Linked DNA regions of Homo sapiens: region 1 is linked to region 2. Evidence: chromatin loops called from intact Hi-C (ENCODE). Cell type or tissue: A673. All regions are shown on one strand. Each heading gives the region's core, and the rest is flanking DNA. Links, peaks and the distances in the headings are about the cores only.

Region 1 (8,332 bases), core at 262-8,261, 170 kb before region 2:
CACAGTACCTGGCACACTATGCTTTGGGAAAAAACAACCTTTCTGCCTTGCCTTCCAGTTTCCCTGTAGACCCAAGTATAATCCATAATCCATCTATGTCCAATAGCACTTTCTGAGATGATGGGAATTGCAACACACCAGCCACCAACCACAGGTAGCTACTGACTACTCAAAATGTGGCTGATGCAACTCAGAAAATGAATTTTTAATGGGATTTCATTTGAATTAATTTAAATTTAAACAGCCACATGTTCCTAGTGGCTACCGTATTTGTTAGCGGAGATTGCTTTCTCTATGGATGTATCTTGGCCTTTTGAACAAACCAGGAAAACTATGGTTTAAAACGTGGCCTGGACTGGAGGTCCCCACTTGACACTACCATGGAACCTTGAGCAAGTCAGTTCACTCCTGCGCCTCAGTTTCCTCACCTACAAAATTGAGAAGTTGACCAGTATTCCAAGACCTCTTCCATCCAGGGCAGCTTTATATGAGTACACAGGCCATGCACAGCACTTTTGCAGGCAGGTGGCACCATTTACAGAGACTGCAATGGGAAGGGCATCATTGGAGTTGTGCAACCTCATAATCTGGCTTCCATCTCTAAACATTCTGGGGCACCACGACGCTGCTTTTCCAAACTGCCTCTTCTGACACCTCCCGTAAGTGAGAAGGGGCTTCCAGGCCATATCAGAATGCAATCTGTGAGGAGACTGAGGATGGAGAGCAGCAGGGAAGGAGTGCATACATATGGCAGGAGGTCAGATTCCCTTGGCCAGGGTGTGCCCGTCTGAATTCTCTTCACTCCATGTCTTTTCTCATCTCTGGCCTCTGCCTGGGTCCCTGCCCAACTGTCTGCTTTGGTCTCAGGCTCCACAGGCTGATGCTCATAGCCATTATTTAAGAGGGACAAGGCCAGGCACGATGGCTCATACCTGTAATTCCAGCAGTTTGGGAGGCCAAGGCAGGTGGATCACTTGAGGCCAGGAATTTGAGATCAGCCTGGGTAATAAGGTGAAACCCCATCTTTACTAGGAATACAAAAATTAGCTGGGTGTGGTGGCACACACCTGTAATCTTAGCCACTCAGAAGGCTGAGGCAGGAGAATCACTTGAACCTGGAAGGCGGAGGTTGCAGTGAGCTGAGATTGCACCAGTGCATTCCAGCCTGGGCAACAGAGTGAGACTCTGTCTCAAACAACAACAACAACAACAAAAAAAAAAAAAAAAAGAAAGAAAAAGAATAGATTTCAAATTACTTAAAAGAAATAAAAAACAAAAAAGAGGGACTAATGTAAAGCATTGCTCCCCTATTAAAGTTCTGAATGAGTGAGTGTACATGAAGTCTTAGTATCCATTAACACTTTAGCATAAAGTAGCCTATTCTAAAGTGCTAACTAGCTGGGAGTTGTTTTGCTAAGGAAGAGAGATATTTGGAGCCTGTCACTGGCTTGAGATGGGAGACTTAGGTGGGACAGGTGGGGGAAGAAAGCAGAGGTTGTGTGTGTGTTTGTGAGGTTCCATGAAGAGGTGCTTCATAGAGGATAAAACGTCCTGAAAGGGGATAATGGTGCTTTATAGTCCACTCCCCAAGTGGCGTCATTCTGCTCAATGCTAGCCTTGCATGAGGAGGGAAGATGCTTCTTGGACAGCAATGCCACTGCCACCCCGTCATCTCAGTGTCAGATCTTGCCTCTCCCAATTCAGTGAGGCACTGAATTCTGGCCCTGGTGAACTTCCTGCCCCAGGGTAGTTCTAGGGCTTGCATCCTTGCCCTTCTTTTCAGAAGCTAAGCTTCAGTGGGCTGGGTGCTCATCATGCATCCTTAGAAGCCAGTCCACGTGCTGAGGGTGCAGCCCAGCCCAATCTCTGAAGGCTCATAAGGTGCCCTTGTCACAGCAAGGTGGTGTGACTGCAGCTTCCACCTCTGCCTCGCTCTTTCCCTTTTAATAATAATAATGACAATAAAGTAGCAAAAACAAACACTTACTGAGTGAGGACTCTATGCCAGGCACTGTGTGCTAAGCACTTTCTATCCATCACCTCACCAAATCATCAAGCAAATCCTTCGTTGTTATGGGGATACAGGCTCAGAGAAGGATAGTAGGTCCTACAAGTCCACAGCCTTTATTACACGTTTGAGCTGCTAGTCCAGCCCAGGTCTTTCTGGCTCCACAGTCCAAGCCCTTCCCTTCTCCTCCTATCCGCCCCCTTCTTCTCTTCTCTTTACTTCCCTTCTTTTTATTATTATTGTTTATTGATATATAACAGTTGCCCATATTTGAGGGTTACATGTGGTATTTGGATACATGGACATAATGTGTAATGATCAAACCAGGGCAATTGGGATGTCCATCCCCTTAAACATTCAGCCCCTTTTTATGTTGGGAACATTCCAATTCCTCTCCTCCAGTTATTTTGAACTGTACAACAAATTATTAACTATAGTCACCCCACTGTATTATTGAACACTAGTTCATATTCCTTCGATGTAACTCTTTACTTCCCTTCTCTCTTAAAGGACATCTTAGAAGACAGATTCAAGCTCTGTCCTCAGGAAGACAGATACTCATACCAATGATTCTGAGTGTGAGATCAGTAGGATATGGATGTGTCCAAGATGTTTGGGGATGGAGGAGGAGGAAGGACTAGCTCAGGGAAGGTGCAAGATACATCAGGAGTGAACACTCTACAAAGGACTTTCCCTTGAACTGAGTCTTAATCATGGAGACAACATCCCTGTTTATCCTGAGAGCCTCTGCTTCCCCAGTATCTCCCACCTGTGGATTCTATTGAGGTAGGAAGAAAACAGGAAGAGGAAGAGCAATGAGCTTCTAAGCTAGAACTAATTAACATTCCCCCAGTTCCCACTCCTTTCTTCTCTTTCTTCCAAAAACACTGTATTTATTAAGCACTTACTGGGAGCTGGGGGATGAATATATAAAGAAAGAGAACCCAATACCTGCTCTCAAGGTCTCACCTCCAAGCCAGGAGTAGGTATAGCCATGACTTGTACTGTCAATCAGCAAGAGAGGAATGGGCTTTAACAACTCAAATGGAGTGCTCTGCAAGCCTGGGGGGTGAGGAGGTGTCTGAGCCAGTATTGAGGAATGGATGTCGTAGGATGCGAGAGACAGAGAAGGCCAGGAGGAAGCCCTTAGAGGCAGAAGGAATGGAAATAAAGGTGGCTGCTGGAAAGATCTTATGAGGAGTGAGAAGCTTAACCCATGTATGGAGAGCCCAAGGTTGTGGGAAACAAGACTGGTGACAATTTATGGCCAGCTTTGGGGTCAAGGAAAAGATTTTGAACAAATGTTTGCTAGGGTATGATTGATCCCTGAAGTGGCATTTCTCATTGCTGTGTTCAAGAACATTCGTCTAAAGTGTCGAGGAGGGAGGCCTTTCTCATTCTCAACACGGTCTCAGACCCCATGACTGATGCCCTTTAACCACAGCCAGTGTCTTGTGCTTGGATGGTTGTAGTAGTCTATTCAGTGGTCCTCCCGTTTTCAACTGGATCCTGCCACAGCCCCTCTTTCTCCTCACAGCAGTCAGAGTGATTATTTTAACCCATAAATCAGATCACTTCCCTTCCCTCCCCCAGGTTTGATGAAAATCACGGCACTTGAAAATGATAGCGGAGACACCAGAATTTCTAGAAGCAATCTCAGAACACAAGCCAGGCTGGTCCCCCATGATTGCAGGTTCCTCATTCCTCATCCATTTATTTGGCCCATGACACTGTCTTGTCTTCTCCTTTCCCCAGGTCAAGGCTTCAGGGTGTCTCCTAGCAGAGCTGGTCCTCAGGAGAGAATCTACAGGGGCCCAGGACATGGTTCTGGGGGTCCCCCCACTACAGTGTGTAGCTCAGTGTCCAAACTTATGGGAGGCAGCATGCAAACTGAATCTGGTCTGCAAAGGGATTTCTTTGGCTGCCATTGTTTTAAAACTTGGGAAAATCTGTGTGAAATCTGGATTCCTATCTTCTCTTGAAAAATGAAAAAATGTAGTCACATAGGATCTGCATTCCCACATGGAAATGTTTGCAGGAATCTCAATAATTGGCTCCTTTAGCTGGGGCCGTGCTTTCCAGTTTGCCACAGTGCCCACCACTTCTCATTGTTTCCTACCTATCCCACTTCTATCCCATTCTTTTTTTTTTTTTTCTTTTTTTTTGAGATGGAGTCTCGCACTGTCACCTGGGCTAGATTGCAGTGGCGCGATCTTGGCTCACTGCAACCTCCGCCTCCCAGGTTCAAGTGATTCTCCTGCCTCAGCCTCCCGAGTAGCTGGGATTACAGGCGCCTGCCACCAGGCCCAGCTAATTTTTTGTATTTTTAGTAGAGATGGGGTTTCACCATGTTGGCCAGGCTGGTCTCGAACTCCTGACCTCGTGATTCACCCGCCTCAGCCTCCCAAAGTGTTGGGATTACAGGCGTGAGCCACCGTACCCGGCCCCCACTTCTATCCCGTTCTATGCCTAGCCCTTGTAGGCACTGTAAACCCTAAGCTTCACAGTTTCTAACATCTCTTTCAGCCCACCGTGTTATTTTTAGCCTACAGTAAATTTTAATCAAGATGGCAGCACTTGGAGAGTTTGCTTTGAAGTCTCACCTGTGGTGGATGGAAGGGTGTTAAAGAAGTTTTGGGAGGCAGAAAATTGGTTGGAGGAAAACCATGTGAGAGAATGAACACTCTCCTGTGGACCTGGAAATCTCACCAGGTTGGACACCCTTGTTTGACTAATGGGGAGGCCCCACTGGTTCCTAGGAGATTACACCTGGCAAATCTCAAGTGTAGTTGCAAGTAGACTCTGGGTACTAAGACAGCAGGCACCGTATTGTGTCTGGTACAGAGTAGGCCATCATTAATCTGTTGTGTGATGGATGGATGGATGGATGGATGGATGGATGGATGGATGAATGGATAAATAGAAGGATGGGCCAGACAAGAAAGAACTGCTCTGGGAGAGGTCATTTTGGGACTTCTCCAGATGCAGACAGCCTGGATAATTGACGCTTCTTTCCCTCAGCTTCTAACTGTGTGATTTAGAAGTCTGGCCTGCAGCCAAAACAGCACAACTGTTACACATTCCATAGATAAATCAACTCCCTGATGGTTTGAAACTAAGGGGACCTACAGAATGTTAGCCCATAATATATGAGCTAGCACGCCCACTTAGTTCTCAGAGGGATGGCAGGGTGGCCGGCCTGTTTCAGGAACAGCAGGAAGATGCCTTGCATCCTTGCAGTCTGACTGTTTTCATGTCACTGCCAGGCTGGGACATATCTAGGGGATGGACTGGTAGGCAGCCACCCTAAGAGGAACCTTGAAAGAAACCCTGGACACAGGGCTTGTCTTTGCAAAATTCTGCCAGCCAGCATTGCAACAAACAGAAGGAGCACATGTGTGCTCAGAGCACACCTGGGCCAGCCATGCCCCTCTGCATGGGCTGGCCTCCTCTTCCCTCCCTCTCCCCTGGTCACCTGTCCAGTGTCCCCAGTTCTTTTGGCTTCTGTGGACTTGTTTTCATCTGGCCCCCATGCTAGAGAACACAGCCCACAAATGCAGCTTAGTCTATGAACCCCAGGAAAGGTGAGAAGGAAGGAGAGAGGAAAAAACAGAGCAGTGCTAGGTGGAGCAGTCAGCTTGCCCAAAGTCACACAGCAGCTACGTAGTGGAGCCTGGGTCTCTCCAACTCTAGGGCTCAGGCTGTTTGATGAATAGACACCAAAGAGTTGGCAGTGGGCAAGATGCTTTCACCCCGAGGTTTGGGTCTATCCCAGATAGAGCTCTGAGAAATCTACTGGGGCAGGATGATCAGCTTATTCCACCTTGCTCAGGCCTTTCCTGGTTTTTGCCCTGGAAGTCCCATGTCTCAGGAAACCCCACATGACTGGGCGGATGTAGCCTGGTCGGCCATTGTCATCAGGAGGTAGGTCATCCTCAGGCTCGTGGTCCTGTTTGGCTGTACTGTGATGGGCAGTTTGAACAATATTAATGGCTGGCTCCCGACTCCAGACATTTTGATGTAATTGGTCCAGGATTCAACCTGGGAACTGAATTTTAAAAGCTTCCCAGGCGATTCTAATGCACAGCCAACATTGAGAACTGCTCCACCTGAGGAATCGAGCCTGGCACTGTCACCGGGTTAACCCATCACCTGGGTAGCTTTGTCCATGTCCCTCCAACAATTTCCTTCCAAAATAAGCAGAAACTCCTCAGCCTGGCAGCCAAGAGCTTTCCCCTGATGGCTCCAGCCTAATTTTAAAGCCCTATCTTTCCTCAGTTCTGTTATGTTTTCACTCTATTCCAGATAAACTCCCTGTTATTTTGGGGAATTAACCCTAGGAGTTCTAATGCAAGAGGTCCCTAGACTTGGTGCAACTGTTTTCACAATCCCTTTCTGAGGCTCCCTGTTCACTGGAAGTTCTGTGGGTGTGCAGAGGTGCACTGCGGAGGACATTCACTTTTAGCTAATATAATAGCACATTACACCTCTGAGCACCCTAGGTGATAAGTAACAAACAATTCAGAAAACAGAGACCAGGGAATGGAGGGCTAGGTTCGGGCAGCAAGCCACATGTGGGAAGAGGTCTGGGCCAAGGACATTAACAGCAGAGGAGAGCTGGGGCAGATGAGAGTCTTTAAGGCAGGGGATGCTAATGAAATAGGAAGAGAGTGGCAGGGATGAGGGGGCTATCAGGGAAGCTGGGGTGGGGAGGAAAACCCTCTGCTCCTATCCCTGTTTGGCTCTGCCTGAGATAAGTCCCTGAGTCCTGCTGAGCATATGGACTGGGAGCCTGCTGGGAAGACACAGAAGCCCCCTGCTAAGCCACAGTCTCAAATAACAATGTGAATGAGGACTGCCTTATGCTTGCAGAGCCTGACTTAATTGGTATTTCTCCTAATTATCAGATTTAATCACCACCTCTCCAGTGAAATAATTTTTGACTCAAATGAGAGATTAGTATAAAGAAAGAACAAGTCAAAAAAAAAATAGAAGGGAGAACAGAATTTAGTTAGAGTTTTCATTTTAAAATGACTTTGTGCGTGTACAAATTGTACACAAAACATTTCCTTTTCCATTCTATCCATCCGACAGGAGTCAAAATGCCAGGGTTTCCAAGGAGACCCCTACCCTTGTCAGCTCTGTAGAGTTGGAAGAGAAGCCCAGGGGCTCTGAGGTTGCTGAGGCTGGGAATCCCCAAATGGCTCTCGTTCTTTGATGCCTTGTATACGGTACCCCTTGGGCCTGGCAACTCTGCTGAAGGGTCCAGAGGAGACTCACAAAGGTTTTGGTAGATGGTGTGTGTATGTGTGTGTGTGTGTGCGCGCGCACGCGTGTATCCACATGGTACCAAAAAACAAGTAGGAGTTGCATTATTGGCCTGGCACAGTGGCTCATGCCTGTAATCCCAGAGCTTTGGGAGGTCGAGGTGGGCGGATTACTTGACATCAGGAGTTCGAGACCAGCCTGACCAACATAATGAAACCCTGTCTCTACTAAAAATACAAAAATTAGCTGAGCGTGGTGGCATGCACCTGTAATCCCAGCTACTCCAGAGACTGAGGCAGGAGAATTGCTTGAACTCCGTGGTGGATACTGCAGTGAGCTGAGATGGCACCACTGCACTCCAGCCTGGGTGACAGAGCGAGACTCTGTCTCAAACAGAAAAAAAGAAAAGAAAAAAAAAGGAGTTGCATTATTTCCTTTTAGGAGTCCTATTTGGCTAAGTGGTCACAGTTGTCAGGAGGTGGTCCTGCTATATAAATGAGGGAGGTCCTCTGGACTCACAGCAATCATTAGCCAAAACATTAGCCAGAACATTCCTTATCTCCATGGAAAAGTTGGATAAATGTTAGTGTTGAGGCGATCAGGGAATGGTTCCCCACCTGCAAGAAGACACCTAGTGACAAATGGCCAATCTCCAAGTTCCCTTGCTACTGACGCTGAGATTCTGTGATCCAGGCTGGCAGGACAGACAGACTGTGGGACAGGGGAGGGGAAGAGAGGAGCAGAAGCCTGTGAAGAAAGTGTACTGTGTGGGACAGTAAACAAGCAACATGATGAGAGGGAGGAGAAGTGGGGATTGGGGCTTGGGAACCCTAAGACTTCTTGAGCATGAAGAGAGCCTGTGCTAGGGTCTGAGTTCAGGAGTGGTGCATGCAGGGCACTGGGCTTCAGGGAGGAGGTTGCAGTTGCCTTAACCTACCATCAGGATGCCAACACTTGATGCACACAGTAGTGCGTGCAAGGAGGAAGGGGTAGAGAGGAGACATAAGTGTTCACTGAGCCCTCACCATGCACCATGATGTGTAAGACACTTTCATG
Region 2 (8,332 bases), core at 179-8,178:
GTCCTCACGTGTAAGCCTGGAGAAGGAGCATGTTCACGCATTGACTCAAGCTCCTCTGCTCATTCACCCATATTCATTTGTCAGTGACCCAATATGGCTGGCACTTGCAAGGCTCTGGAATAGAACCCAAAGGAAGCAGCGAGCATCTAAATAGAGGCCTGCGATATGGGATAAGTCTTCCAGCAGAGAGCTGGGCAGATCTGTGCAACCGCCAAGGCTATGGGTTGCGAGTATCTTTGTGACAGGAGAAAGCTCTGTATTCACCTCTGTATCCCTGAGTTATAAAACTGTCATTGTTTCTAAGAAGCAAAGGGCACATTCTTCCACGTGTCCTACGAAAAGATGTTGAAGTGCCACCTGTCAATAGCCACTGAATAAGTTGCCAGCCTCCCACATCAAGTGTCTCAGGTATCTCTGCCTCAGTGTCTCTGGGTTTTGCCCAGCCTCGTGCAGGTGCAAGCCAGAAGTGCCTGGCAAATCATGCACCACGGGGATGGGAATGGGTGGCCCTATAACACACCCTCCAGTGGGACAAGCTACATGATACTGCAGAGGGTCTTCCGTGGGGCTGAATTCCAGGTGTCCACAGTTTAAAGATCCTACAGGCAGCTGTGCCAAGGCCAGTATTCCATCCACACCTTCTCAGAGCACCAGGGGCTGAAATGATGCTTTCTGATCCGAAGGCAGGGCTTCCAGGGGAGCATGCTAGTGTCTTGTCACAGGTGATGTTGGCATCATGTGGCAGTCTCCCTCCCCCCGATAGGCATCCCACATCTTCAGGGAGAGGCCATTGTGGCCAGGACTCCAGCCTGGCTTTGGCATCAAACCTAAAACCTGGACATGCATGTCTAGCGCTCTCCTGGAGGGCAGAGCTAGATAAGTTGTGTTGCAGCCACCAGTATCCTGTTAGGGGCCCTGCTCCCTGCATGCCCAAGTTCATGAGAGATGGCCACCTGTGAGTCGAATGCAGACAGTGATTTTCAGGTCCAGGGGCTTGTTTCTCAAGCACTCTCAAAAAGCTGTTTTTACTCACAACGCTTCTGACACCAACTGGGTGAATTTTTTTTTTCCTTACATCAACCAGTTCTCCAACCTTTCAAACACCAGCTGGGTGTTCAAGAATTCAATTCAATTCTGATATTTACTACCTAGAGTTAGGGCAAACCTCAGCACTTACAGGCTCAGTCCCAAGAGACTGCTCCCTTCTTGGGACTCTGGTTGCAGTTGTCAGGCCTCCTGCACTTTGAACGAACTGGCTATAAACAGGGGATTTCCATGACCCCCATCTTCATGCTCAGTAATTTCTGGAATGGCTCACAGAACTCAGGAACACACTTTACTGACTGTTGCCAGTTTATCATAAAGGAGAAAACCCAGGAACAGCCAGATGGAATAGATGCACAGGGCAATGTATGGAGAGTGGGGAGCACGGAGCTTCTGTGCCCTCTCTGGATGGTGGTAGAAACTTAATTGCCAATGTACCATCCTCACAGCGCCTCCACATGCTCTCCAGACCAGAAGCTCTCTGAATACCACCCTCCATTGTTTAGGGGTTTTTGTAGAGTTTTCATGACCTCAGGTGATCCACCCTCCTTGGCCTCCTAAAGTGCTGGGACTACAGGCATGAGCCACCATGCCCAGCCACCTGAGGTCAGGAGTTTGAGACCAGCCTGGCCAACATGGTGAAACCCCATCTCTACTAAAAATACAAAAATTAGCCGGGAATGGTGGCATGCATCTGTAATCCCAGCTACTTGGGAGGCTGAGGCATGAGAATCACTTGACCTCGGGAGGCGGAGATTGCAGTGAGCCAAAATCACACCACTGCACTCCAGCCTGGGCGACAGAGTGAGACTCCATCTCAAAATAAAAATAAAAATAAATAAAAAAGAAGAAGAAGAAGAAGAACATAGAGTTTTCAACAGATTAGCCTGATGGATTATTAACTCAAGCTCCAGCTCCTGTCCTGTCCCTGGAGGCTGCAGGGGGTGGTAAAAGTTCCAGGCCTGTAATCAAGACTTTGCCTTTCTGGCAACTGCCCCACGCTGGAGCTATCTAAGGGCTCCTATCACTCAGAAAATTCCAAGGATTTAGGAGTTCCGTGTCAGGAACCAGGGACAAAGACCAAAAGTCTATTTCTTATAGTTCCACACTCTCAACCCGCTGGCTCTGGCAGGTTCCCTCTCCACATGGACCAGAGAAACCCACCTCTGTGCCACTCTGAACATTACAGAGTGGGGCCTAAATATTCCTTATAATGCACGATCAGTCCCAGCTCCTCAAGCCACACCATGAGGAAGTCATTGCTGCTGTGTTCTTGTCACAGTGATAAAGATGTGGCATGCACACCAAAAGGCAGGTCACCCCCTGGCAGCCACCGCACAGGGAGGCCCCCGCTGCTCTGCAGGCTCCTGGATCACCATCTCATCTGGACACAGACTTCTCTAGATGCCGCACTGGCAGTTTGACTTCTACCACCACCCGAGAGACAATGACACCAAACATCCCTGCAAGCTTTGGAGCCAGGGGTTCGGCAGGCTTCCAGTGGAATATCACATGACGGGTTGCTCTGTCAAAACCCCCCACTAATTTATTGGAATTGTTTCCTAAAGCAATGAGAGTGGGTTCACAACAGATCTGATCATCTAGATGCTCCCCAACCCCGGCATGGGCATAATCTATCCACTTGAATTTAAAGGCCTGGAAACCTGCAGGAGGTGGCTCCCAGCTGAATTTCCATGGAGCCTAGTCTGCACAAAAGGAGACAGAAAGCAAACCTGAGCCTGCGAAAGGGAGACAGGCTCACGGTTCTCTCCCTTTCATCAAATATGGCCCACGTCCTTCCCGTATCATGGGATGTGGGACACATCAGCGGTGTGTTTATTTTACGACTGACAAAGAACAAAGGAGCGTTTTCAAAAGTTTTGGGAGCCCATGGATTCAGGCCAACTCTGATTACAGTGCATGTTTATTCTTAAGTGTCCAGATGAAGAATTCATAATTTTACCCATAAGGACGGACAGAAAGCAAGTTGTCCCCAGTCTATGGTACGCAGGGTAGCAGAGAGCTGCTATAAAACCAGAAAAAGCCCACGGATGACTCACCCAGCTGAGGAAGGTAAACACATTATTGTCTTTCCATTTTTTTTTTTTCCCCAACGCTGGCGCTTCTGTCTCTTTGCGCCAATGAGACGGGTAACATTTTAATTAGGACGCTCACTTGTCTTCACTTTTCAAGAGAGGTGGGGGAGGATGGTGGTGCTTGGATAATTGAATCCATAACTCCTGTGGTTATAAGTGTGCACAACTAATCAAGGAGAGTGTGTGTGCTTTAGAGAGAGAGGGGGAGTCCGAGGGGGAGGGAGGGAGGGAGACAGAGTAAGATGGATGAGAACTGAAGGATACAGAGAAGAGAGGAAGTGATTCCGCTCCACCGGCAGTGTGAGCATCTGTGAATGGAAGGTACACAGAGCCACAGAGTGAGGAGAGCAGCCACTGAAGGCTCCTGTTTGTGTGCAGAGCTGGGAGGGTCAGAGGGAGGAGACCCAGAGGTGACAGCAAGACTAGAGGTTTGTGTATGAAAGAAGCAGCTGGAAAGAGAGGGAGATGCAAAGGAGGAAGTGACCAAGGGGGCTGTGTGTGTGTGTGTGTGTTTGAGAGAGCCCTGTCCATGTGAGCTGTGGATCAGAGAAAAAGATAGACAAGAAGAGAAGAAATAGGGAAAGCTCGTATGTGAGAGAGAGAGCAAAGGGAGTGTGGAGTTTCATTGTGAGTGCATGCATGGGGTGCTCCAAACCATGCATTTGGTTTAATGCATGCCATCTCGTCTATTTTAGCTGTGCATTGTTTTTATTTTTTTCATTCAAAAAGTCATTAAAAATAAGAATAGAAAACTGAAGGGAGGGAGAAATCACCCACAGACATACCTCTCAAAAACAAAGCAGGCTTTGCATTTTTTTCTCTAGACATAGCTGTAAATCCTATTTAATTGGACTTCAGAATTCAGTGGTGAAATTTACCTGTGAGAACTTACATTAAGCATTTAGCAAACGTTCCCACTGAGAGGAAGCAGGTGAGAAATGCTGTTTGTTGTCTCTTTTGGCCTGTACTTCTCTGAAGAAGAAGCTTTTCCAAAGGAATGTCTTATGTTCAGTTACAGAGTCAAGCCAATAAAGAAGGGTAATGCATTTTGAAATCCCTCCCTTTTAAGCTTCTTCTGGATGCCACTGGGACAGGAAAGCCACGCCTCCACATCCCGTGGAGAGGCCGATCACCCTGGGAGAGTTACTGCGCAGATGTTTCTCCTGCAGGCTCCCAGATGGGGGAATCTGACTCTCACCTCAAGGAATGCAGCCAGTTCTTATAAGCAAAACATCCACTCGCATTTCTAACTTCAGTTATCTTTGGCTGGCTAGAACTTCAAATCTGCTAGTTTCCAAGACTGTATATATCCAAGAATGACTTCATGTTGTCACTATACGTGAGATACTTTGTCTTGGCAAGAGGTTCCTGGCTCACGAGCACTCAGAAAAGTCAGGCGCTTCCCCACTGTCTCTGGTCCTTGATACCAGACCAAAGACGAAGGCCAACCTAATTTTATTCATCTGACTATACAATAATTTTTAAATTACCTTAAACATCTAGATACTTACATTTTTTTCTTTGCTCGTGTATGCTGTTCATTTGGCAAGGTGCTTCACGCATGGATCTTTTTACTTACGTTTTTTCTGTAATGAATAGCACCCTTTTAACTTGGACCCCAGGGAAGCTCAGGGAAGGTGATTTGTCTGCATCTTTGATTAGGACACCTCAAAAATTGTAGATTTTCTTTAGAAACAGGTTTAATTTTAGTCTTTTCCCTGTCTTTCCTATCTATAATCTTCTCTCTCTCTCTCTCTCTCTCTCTCCCTAGCATTACTCTCAGAATTTTAGAAAATAGTCTCAATTTGCCAACCTTATTGCTGACTAGCCTTTGCTTGATGTCAGTTCTACCCTTTCCTTGGCCTGCTATCACCTAGCACAGATGGAACAGATGTGAGCTTTTCATCTACCTGGAAGCCCTAACATTGGTAAATCACATCAGCCTCTTTCCACAAGAATGCTGTTCAGTCCAGGTGGTTCAGATGGATTGTCTCCCCCTCCTCCAGGTCCCTGGTGGCAACCACGTGACCATGGTCTGGTTAATCAGAGTACTCCATCCCACTGAAACCGGTTCAGATACGAGCCAATCCAAGACAGGTCAACCAGAACCCAGGAACATTTGCTAGAAATATAAGGAAAGGCTTTGCTTCCCTCTGGGATACTAAGCTGTAAGGATGATGCAAGTTGGGACTTGCTGGCGGCCATATTCTACTCATATGGAAAGCCTTATTCTACTCACATGGAAAGCCATATTCTGTTCATATGGCCGTATTCTACTCATATGAAAAGCCTTCCCAAGAATGAAATTAAGGCAAATAGAGAGACAGGAGGGAGAGGGAGGGAGGGAGGGAGAGAGAAAGAGAGAAAAGCATCACTGGAGCACCTTGATCCAGGTGCGCTTGAACACATTACACACAATGAGTCAATGCTTCCCTCTTTCACATAACCTATATTAAGTCGATTTTCTTTACCCTACAATGGCTAAAAATTCAGACCAGGACAACTGGTTCTGCTGGACCTTGCTGGGATCTTCTCCTGTCCCCTCCAACTGGTTCTTGCAGATCTTCTTTAAAAAAACCACATAAGGAAAGCTGTAATGCCCAGTATATTTGTTCCCAAGGCTCTTCCAAACTCTACCCTTACCTAAAATGTTTTACTCGCGTGGAGACTCTGCCCACCAAGATGCATTGTGCCGCCACCCATCTCTTCACCCCATCCCCTTCTTATTTTCTGGAGTTTGCAGGGAAGAGTTGGGAAGGGCAGGGCCAAAAATGTATTAATTGGAGAGAAGATGAATGCCCAGTTATCTGGAAACTATGCTTATCCACGGACAGTCTCCGAGATAACAGTAAATGGTAACCCTACCCCCATGCACATTATTTCCACAAATTTGGTGTCGATTTACATTTTTAAGATAGAGATGTAACGACGTTGGAATTAGTAAAAATTTCTCCAAGATCCTGATAGCAGCTTAACTCACGGTGTCCATGTTCAGCAGTCCATGAGCAGCTGTTCTTCTTTCTGTCTTCATAGGTCACTTGATGGGAAACTGGAAGAGGCTACACCAGGGCTACTAGCTAGGCAGACAGCATTTAAAGCAGGAAGCCCTGCCACCTTTTCTTTATTCCCTCTTTGAATACAGGCAATTGCAATCTTAACACCTGCTGACTGTAATAACTTACAGGCTAAGATGAGTCAATGTGCCTGCATGGATGTCCTGAACATCCACTGAGTACTATTTATTAAAGCATTGTTTTGATTTATTGTTATCATCATCACCATCGTTATTAGCAGCAGAAGCACATTCAAGCATGCAGCCTTTACATCAATGCACCCTCTGCCTCACAGCAGATGCGCCCACAGCACACTCCCTCCCTTCATTCAGCTCCTTATTGAAAACCTCACCTCCTTAGAGATGACTCCATCTAAGGGGCACCCTTTCCTCCCTCTCCATTTGCCCCTTCCCTGGTTTTCTTTGTTTCTTCTCCATCATACTTTCCTCTGCCTGACCTACTTCATACTTATTTTTTTCATTTGTGTGTTGTCTGTCATTCTCCTCAGAATGTAAGATCCACAAGAGAAACACTGTTTTGTTACTTGTAGTTTTTGTTGGGATATTTGTTAAAAGACTCTTGGTGACTGTATTAGACTTAACAACACACACACGCAATTTATTTATTGAGTGTTTCCTACATACCAGGCACTGTTCCAAGTACTTTAGATGTATTAACTCAGTTAATTCTCAAGAAAGCCCTGGAAGATAAGCACCATTCCCATTCCCATTTTTGGATGGAGAAACCAAGGCACAAGAAGGTTAATTAAGCTGCCTGTGGTTCTGCAACCAGTAAATGTCAGAATGAGGCTTGGAATGCTTCCAAGGCTAGCCCCAGAGCTGTGGCTCCGAATCACCCCACCACAAACAAAGCAACCATTAGGGAAAAGTTCTCTTATTGCCCCTGTTTACTGGTGGTGGGATCAAAGCCCACAGAGGTGGGAGGGAATTGCACTAAGGTCACAGAGCTGAGAACCTGCAGTCATGTGTGTGGCCCGAGTCCAGGACCCAATTTCCTACCCAATATGCTGTACTCATTTCTAGTTCATTTGTTGCCTTGACATAGTTTTTGTATCTCCATTTGATAGATGAAGAAATTGAGGGTTAAAAGATCATGCTGGGTTCCACAACTAGTAATTGCCGAAGAAATAAACTGTAAATGTCACAAAAAAGTGAATGAATTTGTATTTATTAAAAATATATACATTTTTTAATTTAACAAAACTGTGTGTGTGTATCTATGAGAGAGAGAGAGACAGAGAGACAGAGAGAGAGAGAGAGACAGAGAGAGAGAGAGAAAATGCTTCTGAATGGGGAAACTTTAACTTAAATTGCCTTTTGTCAGCAGTTTAAACCTCTTTCCTTCAGTGTTTTGTGTTTTTGTTTTGTTCTGTTTTGTTTTGTTTTGAGATGGAGCCTCACTCTGCTGCCCAGGCTGGAGTGCAGCGGCACGGTCTTGGCTCACCGCAACCTCTGCCTCCCAGGTTCAAGCGATTCTCCTGCCTCAGCCTCCCAAGTAGCTGGGATTACAGGCACCCACCACCACACCCGGCTAATTTTTTTATTTTTAGTGGAGACGGGGTTTTGCCCTGTTGGCCAGTCTGGAATAGAACTCCTGGCCTCAAGTGATCCACCCGCCTTGGCCTCCCAAAGTGCTGGGTCCTTCAGTATTACTGGATTTATATTGGATTTATCACTGCCACTACTAGAAAAGATTTTACCAATAAAGTAGATAGAGATGCTTTTCTTTCCTTTTCTTAGAAGGGTCCTAAGGCGTCTCTAAGCTAACCACAAGAGAATATTTTGGTTCCACCCTCTCATCTCTCTGATGATAAAACTAATCCTTGCGGAAGGGAAATGACTTGCCCAAGGTCATTTGGTTAGTGAGCAGTAGAAACCCCATCATGGTGATCTTTTGAAATCACACCAACTCAGAAGTCAGGTTTTTCCAGATTAATGTGTATTCATGGTATGCGACCTAGGAAGAATCCTTTTATCCTGGATGAATTTGGAAATGAGGAAATAGTTACTGTGGTCTCTGACTCTGCACCATAAATGTCAAACACCAGGTTTTTAGACTCATCTATCCTCAACAGCATTTATTTGGACATCAGTCTCTATCGGATGGTTCCCTTAAACT

What was found. Hi-C counts contacts between places; a loop is a spot of excess contacts. Peaks named below come from ENCODE experiments on the same cell type or tissue, not always from the same donor. Only the 100,000 strongest peaks of a DNase experiment are listed, where the experiment ranks them.
Region 1: it touches region 2 in a loop (2.9-fold over the local background); 1 of 110 quality-filtered maps calls a loop at or near these places.

The regions. Positions count from the first base shown.
Region 1 is chr17:11,492,580-11,500,911 of GRCh38, reverse strand. All of the region lies in intron 3 of SHISA6 (shisa family member 6), which reads right to left. Among named protein-coding and RNA genes, the nearest start is that of DNAH9, 100 kb to the left of the region's middle. RefSeq lists an enhancer at 6,549-7,086. In A673, for the core only: no CTCF peak of the experiment used is centred there; DNase peaks (open chromatin) are centred at 5,111 and 6,791; H3K27ac peaks cover 3,396 bases.
Region 2 is chr17:11,327,064-11,335,395 of GRCh38, reverse strand. All of the region lies in intron 2 of SHISA6 (shisa family member 6), which reads right to left. Among named protein-coding and RNA genes, the nearest start is that of SHISA6, 90 kb to the right of the region's middle. In A673, for the core only: no CTCF peak of the experiment used is centred there; a DNase peak (open chromatin) is centred at 4,245; H3K4me3 peaks cover 719 bases; H3K27ac peaks cover 2,900 bases.